2 separate regions of the Homo sapiens genome follow, and region 1 is linked to region 2. A link is a loop called in an ENCODE intact Hi-C map of the cell type or tissue named here. Cell type or tissue: heart right ventricle. All regions are shown on one strand. Links, peaks and the distances in the headings refer to the core of each region. The heading gives the core; the rest is flanking DNA. Region 1 has its middle 180 kb from the start of THSD7B. Region 2 has its middle 240 kb from the start of THSD7B.

What was found. Peaks named below come from ENCODE experiments on the same cell type or tissue, not always from the same donor. Only the 100,000 strongest peaks of a DNase experiment are listed, where the experiment ranks them.
Region 1: it touches region 2 in a loop (4-fold over the local background); 10 of 110 quality-filtered maps call a loop at or near these places.

What each region holds. Positions count from the first base shown.
Region 1 is chr2:136,580,465-136,585,849 of GRCh38, reverse strand. No RefSeq gene overlaps it. Among named protein-coding and RNA genes, the nearest start is that of THSD7B, 180 kb to the left of the region's middle. In heart right ventricle, for the core only: no CTCF peak of the experiment used is centred there; a DNase peak (open chromatin) is centred at 3,029.
Region 2 is chr2:136,524,886-136,530,270 of GRCh38, reverse strand. No RefSeq gene overlaps it. Among named protein-coding and RNA genes, the nearest start is that of THSD7B, 240 kb to the left of the region's middle. RefSeq lists a silencer at 2,405-2,605. In heart right ventricle, for the core only: no CTCF peak of the experiment used is centred there; no DNase peak of the experiment used is centred there.

The DNA.
Region 1 (5,385 bases), core at 309-5,308, 56 kb before region 2:
ACCTCATTATGACTTTTATGGGTGACTTTTGTGAACGACCTTGGCATTCTGGCTTTCGTGGGCCCCTTCCTTCATAAAAATATTAAAAAGTATATTTTATGACTCTGTCAGTATAAAGACTAATATATTAACATCACATATTACAACATTTTATTTGACCTAAAAGTTCCCTTTTCTTCTCATTTTAAGAGGAATTAGGCCGGGCACGGTGGCTCATGCTTGTAATCCCAGCACTTTGGGAGGCCGAGGCGGGCGGATCACAAGGTCAGGAGATCGAGACCACGGTGAAACCCCGTCTCTACTAAAAATACAAAAAATTAGCCGGGCGTGGTGGCAGGCACCTGTAGTCCCAAGCTACTCGGAGAGGCTGAGGCAGGAGAATGGCGTGAACCCGGGAGGCGGAGCTTGCAGTGAGCCGAGATCGCGCCACTGCACTCCAGCCAGGGTGACAGAGCGAGACTCCGTCTCAAAAAAAAAAAAAAAAAAAAAAAAAAAGAGGAATTAAAACACTTTGTGGGCCCATAAAAGTATTGTAGGCCTCATGGATACATCAGCCCTGCCTATCCCTATATCCTTTTATTCCCAATAGTCTGGGGCTACTTTAACTTCACCTCTGGGAAAATCCTTTAACAAGATGCTGCAACCTACACTGGTTTTGTGTGGATGATTTAAAAAAAATAAGAATCCAAGTGCATTAGGGAGAAGGCTTGGTAAGGAAGATATTAGAGTCTCCTAGAAAACTTCTAAACTATAATATGCATTCTCTTCCCTGAAACACAATGGTTGAGTTGGGCTGAGAGTATATATGGTTTGCAAAACACCTCAGGCTGACTCTGCAGCTCCTGGTCCCTGCTTAGAAGGCTCAGCACCAGCATCCTGTTACTAATCAAGCCCTATCTATATTTTCATTAATAATTATCTGCCAGTCATTGTGCTAAGTGCTTCACATGCTACATTTCATTTGATCTTCATTACAATAACACCCCCACTTAAGAGATGTGAACACTAAAATACAGAGAGACCAATTGCCCAGTCAGGTAGCTAGGAAAAGGTCGAACCAAGATTCGAACTTGAATTCCCTGATGCCAGAGCATTCATTCTTACCACTTGCTATCTGATGCCCTACAGCTGTGCTCTGTTCCTTCAACCTATTAACTGAATTCCTGTTGTGCTTCCTCATGCCTAAGTTTCTGCCTTGATAACCCACTCAGAAGTCCCCAAGCAGAAGCCTGTCTTTCACTTCACCTTCTGGTCCACAGACCCAGATCTCCACACATTGCCAGCTCCAAACTGCCTATCACCTTGCTCCACTCACCTGCCAGTACAACCACCTCTTGCTGAATCTCCCTGATGCCATACATCTGACTAGGTTTTTATTCAATTTATCATTCATTTTATCAATTTATCCATTTATTTTATTCAATTTATCATTCTATTCATTCATTCAACTGACATTCAATATGTCTCTTTATACCCGCCATCTGCTGGGCACTAGTATGTGACAACTTGGCCCTGCTCCAAGATGCTAAAGCTTGCTGAAGGGAAAGTGTATAGGGTGCAATATAGCATGTGAAGAGTCTTTAAAGGGGTGGGTGCCCAGTTCCATGAGGACACAAGGGACGATATAATCATCCCTGATCCTGACGCCTGTGTTCTGCTGACTTCTGGCCTCTCTGTCTCCTGCCCTCAATCAAAGCCCCACGCAGTGGACTGCTGATCCCCTGACCTGGGGCCTCTTCAGGTCTGTCTCTGCCACTATTTACCAAGCTCCATACATGGGGAGTCCTGGAATGGTCGGCCCCAGAACATGTGGATACATCTTAAGAGATTACCTCACTCATTAGTGATCCTGCCTAGAAAGAGTGATCTTGTCAAATCTTATTTCATTATTTACACTGGCATGTCGCTGTAACACTCCAAAGCAGAAATTAGCAAAGTATAAATTCTTTCCTCAAAAGGATTTATTTAGTGAAGTACCAAAAGATCTCATTATTAAAGTGGTCTCACTGTTAAGCCAGTCCCATACCACAGACCCCACAAACAGCAGAATAAATAGCTTCCCCTGGATATTTTGAAGTCCATTTACTTACTTAAGGTAGAATCAATATTTCATGTTAATATCATATAAAGAAAAATGTCTTCATAAAAATCTCTTCCTGTTGGGGCACCCACAACATTTCTGGACTCTCTTTTCCCAGAATGTATTACTTTTATCCTGCTTGTTATAGAGTTGGAATTTACAGGTTTCATTGCTCCACCATGAGTCCCTTCAGGACAAGGATGCCCCTTCTGAAAAGGATGATGTCCAGAGAGGACAAAATAATGCTTCTCACTCATTTTAGTGTTTCCCACAGCCCAGTGCCTGGCACAGGAAACATTCTACAAGTCAAAGATTTTGCCCACATACATGGATTTTATAGCTCACACGTTGTTTTAAAAAATTTTAGAACTATATATATTAAAAACTCTCACAGAAGTCTCTTTCTTTAAAAAAAAAAAATCAAAGCCAGCAACACTGGGTCTGAGCTCCCATCTACCTATAATCAGTGCACGCAGATAGTGCCCCTTTTAGAATGTTTTTGATAGGCTATCTCCCTCTTGCCTGCTTAACCCACTCCTGGGACCAGCCTGTCCTGGAGGCACTTATGTCTGTGGCCCCTGCAACCTGTGCTTTTTGGAATGAATTCTTCCTACGCCTTGTTCTCCTCTGCCAAACCAGACCCCAAAGCAAAAGACTATCTCAAAGCAATAGAGATAAATGAGCAAGATTGAATTGGAACACAGGAGACAGAAATGGGATGTGATAATGGAGCACAGGTGGATATTCAGACTACAACAGAATCATCCAAGGTGAGAGACTGGAGTCTTTATTCACCAGCTTCCTTTTCTCACTGTTTAATGGTTATCCCCCAGGAACATTGCTTCCCCTGCACTTTCTTGAGTTGCATCAGCGTGGCAAGCTCCCAGGGCTTTGGAGAAGACGCTGGGGCTGAAAGCATGTCCTTCTTGGGTCACTGTTACTGGGAGCTGTCCACTCGTGTTAGTGCTGAAATCAGATGTGGGCTGGGAGATGTGACAAAGGTGCCAGAAATGTCTGCTTATTCTAAAAAGAACTTATGGTGGCCTACAAATGTTTATGCATTAACATGCATTTTAACAAATATCTATACATAATGAGGAGTCAACAGATGCCATTTAATCCTATACACTTCTTAGATGTGGAACTCAAAGCCTTTGAATTTGGAAAGAGTCAACAGGAAGAGCAAAGCACAGTAAAGAACAAATTTGACTGAAAGGCAAAAATAAACTAGTTTTTCAGTAGGAGCACAACTATTTCTGGCACTGATATCAGACAGAAGTTTCTCCTATGGATCCTCAGAGAGGACAAGGGGATGCAATGAATTACATCATTGTCAAAATCTTTATTGTAAAATTTGGTGTGCGTTTTATCTTGCTGTTTCTTATGTTTGAATACAGGCAAATGGATTCCCACAAAGCATGATTAGTAAAAGAAAAGCTAAGGTAGGGTGGGGAAAAGGATATAAATAAGATGCAGTTGTGATTGGTGGTTCTCTGATGGTCCCATTAATAGATGGCCACTTTTAGATACTAGAGGAACGTGCCAACTACTTTCAGAATTAGTCTAACTTTGAATCTGTTTCTTATCCTCTTTTTCTTTTGTCAGCTGCTTCTCATTCTCATTAATTTTTTTCTTTAGACAGTATAAAGAGTAAAATAAAATTCAACAATGAAAACTCAGAGATTGTTAATCAACTGCTAATATAGGATAAAAAATGTATTATCTTTATCTTCAAATTTGCTACCCATTAGCTGTGTGACTATAGCCAAATCATTTAAACTTTCAAAGGTGAGGGACAGAGAGAAGTTGGGGGTGGCTTGCATGTTTTTAGCTTGGTTCAAGCAAGTAAAGAATGGTACTACTACATGATCTAGAAAAAATTAGAGTAGGTTTGGGGGTAAGGAAGATGATTTTGGTTTTAGAAACGCCCAGCTGGGGTGCTCATGGGTTTGGGTGGAGATGTCTCACAGGCAGTTGAAGATATGATCTTGGATCTCAAAGTAGATATGAGGCTTCAGGTACAGATTTAGGAATCATCATTTCATAGAAAGTAGTTGAATCTGGGAGCACAGATGATGATTCAAGAAGATGGATTGAAGAAGAGTAGTGGACTGAAGGAAGGACCTGGAGTCTCTGAGTGGGTAGGTAGAGAAAGAGAAACCCAGAAAAAGTGATGAGAATAAAGCAAAGAAATTCAAGGAGAACCAGGATTGCAGGGTCACCAGGAGCAAGGCAGTAAAGACTTTCAGAAAACAGGGACCTATTAAAGGTGTCAAATGCAGCTGAAAAAAAAGACTAAGAAGAATCTGGTGGAATCAAGCTCCCCTTTCTTTTAGCAATGAGCTTGATAATGCACCCTTATACTGACTTTCCTCTTTCCCTAAGTCACTCTCAAAGTTCTTTCCCTCACTCCTCTTCCTAGGATCATCTCTCAAATAAATCACCTGCCCCCAAGGCCTAGTCTCAAGGCTCTGCTTTCAGAAGAACCCAAACCAAAATGGTGTGGGAGGAGGAAGTAGGCAAATTAACAAATTGCTTGATGTTCATTAATTGTTTCACAAGAGAGAATTCTACCCAGCTTCCTGACTCTGAGTTCCTTGTCTGAGAAAAGTGAATACCCATAAAGTGATCCCCATGCCTACCAGACACACACACCACCCTCCTCCCAGATAATAATGTCTAGACCTTTGGGCAAATAGCAGCTAAAATTTGATATTTGACCAAACACAGTACTGATATGCCATGGATATCCCAAATCCACTTTTAATATTTCAGGCATCAGATGTAGGTGAGCCCTTTGCTAGACATATTGCCTCCTTTGGATCCTTGTAGAAACCAGAGGAGTGGAGCTCTGAGGAATAGGACAGGCAGTGCCAGGGAATCGCTCCCATCCAGTAACTACCCAATATGTGGTCAGTATGTACTGCTGCATGGAGTAAACAGACATCACAGGAAAGGTTTCAGAGGCCACAGGGAGACATTTGACCACCCATCATTTGTCCTAGAGGATACTGAGGATTTTGGAGAGTTCTGGGGTCTTAGAGCATAAAACATTCCACTTTACTTGCTTTGGGAGTGTTTCATATTGCCTTTTGTGTCTCACATGTAGCAGGCATTCAATCAAAGTTTGGTGAACTAATTGAACGAGATGCTTATTGCTCCTTCCCTTGCAACTCAGTCTTGTTTAATGGTGATGACAGTGGTAGCAGTGGTGATGACTGCCATTTATTAAATGCTTGCTCTCCAATCCCCTCACCTGACAATTAAGAAAAAAAAGCCCAGATAGATTAAGAGTCCTGCCCAAG
Region 2 (5,385 bases), core at 309-5,308:
TCAAGGAACAGGGTGAAGAGCAAAGAGCAGATTTTTGGACAAAGGGAACATCTTTAAAAGGAGACATGGAAACAACAGTGGATAGAGCCACTTAGTGAAATATGGTTAGGAGCTCTTAGAGGCCTCCTCACATTCATCTGAGCAAGCTTTGCAAACAATGGAGGTGGGAGTCAGGAGGGTATTGTAAAACTTAACTGGAAAAAAATAGGAAAAAAAATGACACTGAGTTTCACCCCAAAATACACTCATATTCCAAACTGAGGGATCTGAGAACTTTACATTTGAAATTTGCAACTTCAAGGAAGGAGAAACAAGGGCAATTATCTGGTCCATGTGTCCTACAATGACTAGCAATCTTCACTGCTGGCAAAATGTGCTTCCTGTACTTATCTGAGATTCCTGATACAATGTGATTTGGGGGAAAGAGCAGAGGATGAGGCTTGGGAGAGAGCTAGCACCCAGACAGCCTCTCTCCTCCAAAAGTACCTTTCTTCCCAGCTCACTGATGCCTGCAACTCCATGGAGTTTTTATTTGGTAGAAGGAATGAAATGCCCAGATTATCAAGTACCTCCGTGTGCCAGCTCTGTGCCAGAGGATTTACATACATTACCTCATTTAATATTCATGATGCTCTCTGACATACACATGTTTAACCCCCATTTTACAGATAAGAAAATTAAAGCTGGGAGTGGTGAAGAAACACTCCCAAGTTCACACAGCTAATAAGAGGCAGACTCAAGCTATACCCCCAAAGCCTCCAGTCTTTCCTTTAAACCATGTGCCTTCCTCAGCCTTGACACTTTCTCTCTTGACAACAATGCAATCACCCAAAAAGAACCACACACTTTTAGATATCACTAACTTCGCTCAATCATTCAAAGCACCTCTCCAAAGCACTTTGTTGGAGTCACTCAATTGCCAAGGATTTGTGGAGTCCTACTATGTGCTGGGCATTATGCTAGGCACTAGGGATACCTCAGTGTGTCTCAGTGACAGAAAGAGACACAAGGCAATTAAATAAAAGAATTACAAATTGCAAATTGTGGAATGTGCTGTGAAGGCAATCAACAGGAGGCTGGAACAGAGCACACTAGGAGAAGGGTGGGCTGCACTAGAAGACAACGTTCAAAACAAGATCTGGAGAGCCAGAGAAGCAGCCACGGCAGCTGGGAGAAAAGGCTCCCAAGCAGCAGGAACAACCAAGAAAAGATTCCAGACATGAAACCAGTGTGAAGAAGGCTCACCAGACTGGAGAATGGGGAGTGAGGGGAAGAAGCAAGTGCCAGGATGCTTGAGAAATAGGCAGGGGCAGGGCCAGAGACTGTGGGCCTTTGTAGGCCCTTTTGGGGACCCTGGGCATTATGCTATATGGAATGGAAAATCATGATGAATTTCATCAAGGTGAGGATGTAATTCGATTGTTATCTTAAAATATTTCTCTGTCTGCACATGGTAAGTGGACTGTCAGAAGTCATGGGTAGAGACAGAAAGAACAGTTAGAGAGCTCCTGCACATTCCAAGAGAGAGATGAAGACAGCCTGGATTCGAGTGGTGGCAGAGAGGTGGAGGGAAGTTGCTGGTTCTGAGGTCCTTGGAGACTGAACCACAAGGACTTGCTAATAGATTAGCTATGGGAAGAGAACAAGAATTAGACTGCTAGGTTTCTGCTTCAGAAATTAGATGGATAGTGGAGCCAGATACTGAGATGATTTGATAAGGGAAGAAAAGGAAACGATAATTTTTATTTTGAACCGGTAGTTTCTGAAATCCAACTTGCTCTGAGACCTCTGAGCAGAAGTGTCTAGTAAAAATTAGGCTATGTGAGTCTAGGATCCAGAGAAGATTTCAGCTCAGAAAATATCTATTTTAGAGTTTGGAGAGTGAGTAAAAGGGGAGGAAAAGTCCAAGGAAAAAGCTGACATTTAGAGATCTAGTGGAGGAAAAATGCAGCAAAGAAAACCGGGAAGGAATAGCCAGTGAGGTCTGAGATGAACCAGGAGAGAGCCATGTTATGGGAGCAAGGAGAGAGACTGCCTCGAGGTTGTTCTAAGGTTGCGAAGAGGTGAAGGAAGATGCGAGAGTCAAATGATGAATAAGATAGAATTCTCGTTCCAGGAGAGTTCACAGACTGATGAGAAAGGCCGATATGATTGATGAAGGAATAAAAAGCTAGTGTAACATTTATTGAGCACTTACTATGTGACAGGAACTGAGCTAAATGATGTACGTGCATTATCTTCAAAGCCCCGGGTGAAGAAGGAATCATTATTATCCTCATTTTACAGATAATGCTCGAAGAGAATTAGAGGCTCACCAATGTTCCCAGAGCCCAGAAAGTGTGGTATGGTGCACTGGGATTTAAAGATAGGCAACAGGACCCCCAAGGTGCCCTCCTAACCACAAAGATATCTGCCTCCAGATGGGGACACACACATATGGCCCACTTTGTTGCTACTCTCCTTGGCTTTCTCCTGCTCTCTTGTGAGTCCTTTTTCAGGACCTGGGACAGCTCTTTTCCTTGCAATGACTTTGTTCAACGCAGTGTTGATACAGAGGCAGGCCCGGCATGGGGGCTGTCAGTGCACTGAGCTTTCATGTTTCCCTCACATGAACATCCCCTCACAGCTACAAAGCCAACCTTGCCAGGATACTAAACCTTTGCCCAAGATCCTCTCAGGTGCCCCAACCCTAAGACCTGGCCCATGTGTGTTTAATCTTCATTTTAAACCAGAGATCAATCAGATCAGTCTCAGGCACTGTGGGCGTGGTTTGACATGGCAGGGTCATTGGAACAGCAAAGGGGGTAATCATTGCTGATAAAATGGAGAAAATGGAAGAAAAAGCTATTTTAGCTTAAATGGTTTCCTATAAAACAGTTTTGAAGGTAAAAGGTACTATCTTCTTGTCGGTGTCAACATTTCTCTTGCTGGGTAAGTGAAATTATGTTTCTGTCAATGACTAAATCTCTCCAAGGGGGAGGTGACATTTTGTTTGGTTTCTGGAGAGGAATGATTGAGTCTGATGAAACAGTAACTATATGGATGTATAAAGGACATTTGCATAGAACACAAGTGAACATCACTAGATTTCTAAACTAGATGCTTTAGAAAGCATCCACTGCCTGCAGTGAGTGTATGCCCAGAACTCTTAAGCCTTGCAGACACTGATTTTGTTCAATTGCCTCAATGAATATTTTTCACTGAATTTTTGCCAGTTGTTTGGGTGATAGATACAGCCAGAGACTGATGCTGCTTTCTTTCACCTATTGTCCAAATTCATCTGATTTTCAGCAACCAGTATCCAAACAGATGACTTTGGCCTCTCCCCCACACCCTCTGGCAGTTCCACATTGCTGAGCCAGTCCCTGCTATGGTCCTATCACCTGTTCATCTGAGACTCGTTGTCTCACAAAACCTGGGCCTACATCACAAATCGATATTCAAGCCTCCTGACCTGAGGGTGCCAGGCATTGGGGTTTCCAGCTTCACTTCCTCTCCGTGTGACTGATAACTGGCCAACTGAGCCCACAATGGTTAATGTCCCCAGCTCTCAGTGGAAATCTACAAGACCTACAGCTGCAAAGGAACAAAAGGAATTGCTTTAAAGGGTTAAAAGCTATTCACTTCTGTGGGGCAGAGCCAAGGCCCCTTTTTCTCATAGCTGCTGAACTGAACTTTGCTGCTGTGTGGCATCTAACATGAGCAAGTACCCAGAAAACCAGAAATCAGTTGTGAGAAATGGAAGCAGAAGCACAGCTTGTAGGCCACATATAAGCATGTTTGGGTGTAGCCGAAGCGGTATTCATGAAGATATTAAGGGGCATCTGTGTTCCACCTTATGGTACAGATCTGGGTGCTGTCTTTATATCTTGTCACAGCTAATTCTTCTCAAATCAATGGTTGATCTAAGTCATAAACACCTTTTGGAAAGTTGTGCATGTGAAGCTTGGCAAGCCAAAATTACAAGTATACAAGAAGCAGAGAAAAGGTAAGAGAAAAAAGTGAAGGACCATTCAGAAGGAAGAATTGAACAATTTTCATGGGTCCCTCTAAGGAACATAAGCAAATGGGACTTTTATCCCTAAATAGTCATACAAACAAAAAGTAGGAATTAAAGTTTTTAAAAAGTTTTTCTAAATTATGCCATTACATAGGACATCACATTTTCTTCCATTTCTTCTATACTCTTCCTTCTCCCCCCTCAAATAAATCAAATTTACAATTTAAGATGTGGCTGATTATAATAGTCTACACAATTTTATAATTCATCAAGATCAAATTTACAATATAAGACATGGCTGATTATAATATTCTACACAATTTTGTAATTCATCAAGAAAAAAATGCTACTAATTAAACCCTGATACACACACCTTGGTTTCAGAGATGTTAAAAGTTTTCATCATAAAATCTATGAACTGCCACACACACACATCACATCATATCACATCCATCAATGAATTTCTCTAGTTAGACTATAAAAACTGTCATCAATAACCAATTTTCCAAGCAGGCTAAATTTGTGCCACCCCTCAAAAGGAGGAGTGGGGAGTTTGAAGTTTATTTTATGGCATATATTTGCTGCCTGAAGACAACTCAGAACACTACTGACAGATAATGGACTGCATTTCATATTTGAGAAATGTGTCTTATTTTTAAAACTGAAAGCAGAGAAACTCATTAGATTTGCTTTCACCATTGCTTCAGGATGGCAGGGCAATTTCCATCATACCTGCTTCTCTTTGTTTTCTTCATTTTCCATTCTCCTCTTTTCTTTACATTCATCTGTATTCTCTTTTTCTATTTTACTTAAAATCTCATGTAGTTGTCTCGATGGATCATTAATGTGAGCTGCCTTAAAGGTACTTAATAACTTATTGTACAGGTTTATTACGCTTGATAGGAAGTAATTTTATTGAAGCTTCTTTTGTCTCCTCATTTACAAGTAATCTTGTGTCTCCATGCTGTAACGCTGTCCCTAAGAAAGTAGTATCTTTAGCATTATGTGTGTTTGTTATAACCAGGGAGATCATAATGGGGATTCATGAGGCTGAAAAGCAGGTACAGTGACTCCATCTAAAAACAGCCCCGTGCCGAACCATAATGAAGATGACATATTTATCTGGCATAATGTTCTCCACACCTAATAGTGGCTGTTTGGTCTTCAAGACTAAGGATTTGTTTAGAACAGCCTACTCACTGCATTAACCATTTGTTAAAGCCTTAACTACATCACTCATACAAAAAGTTGATGCCAATTCATTAAAATTTAATTATTTATCAAGTTGATATTGCATTAAGTGCCTAAAATTTTCACTACCACTCTGGAAAGGAATAAGGATAGGTCAATAACTGAGACATAGCGCCCAGCCTCAAGTTTAGCAG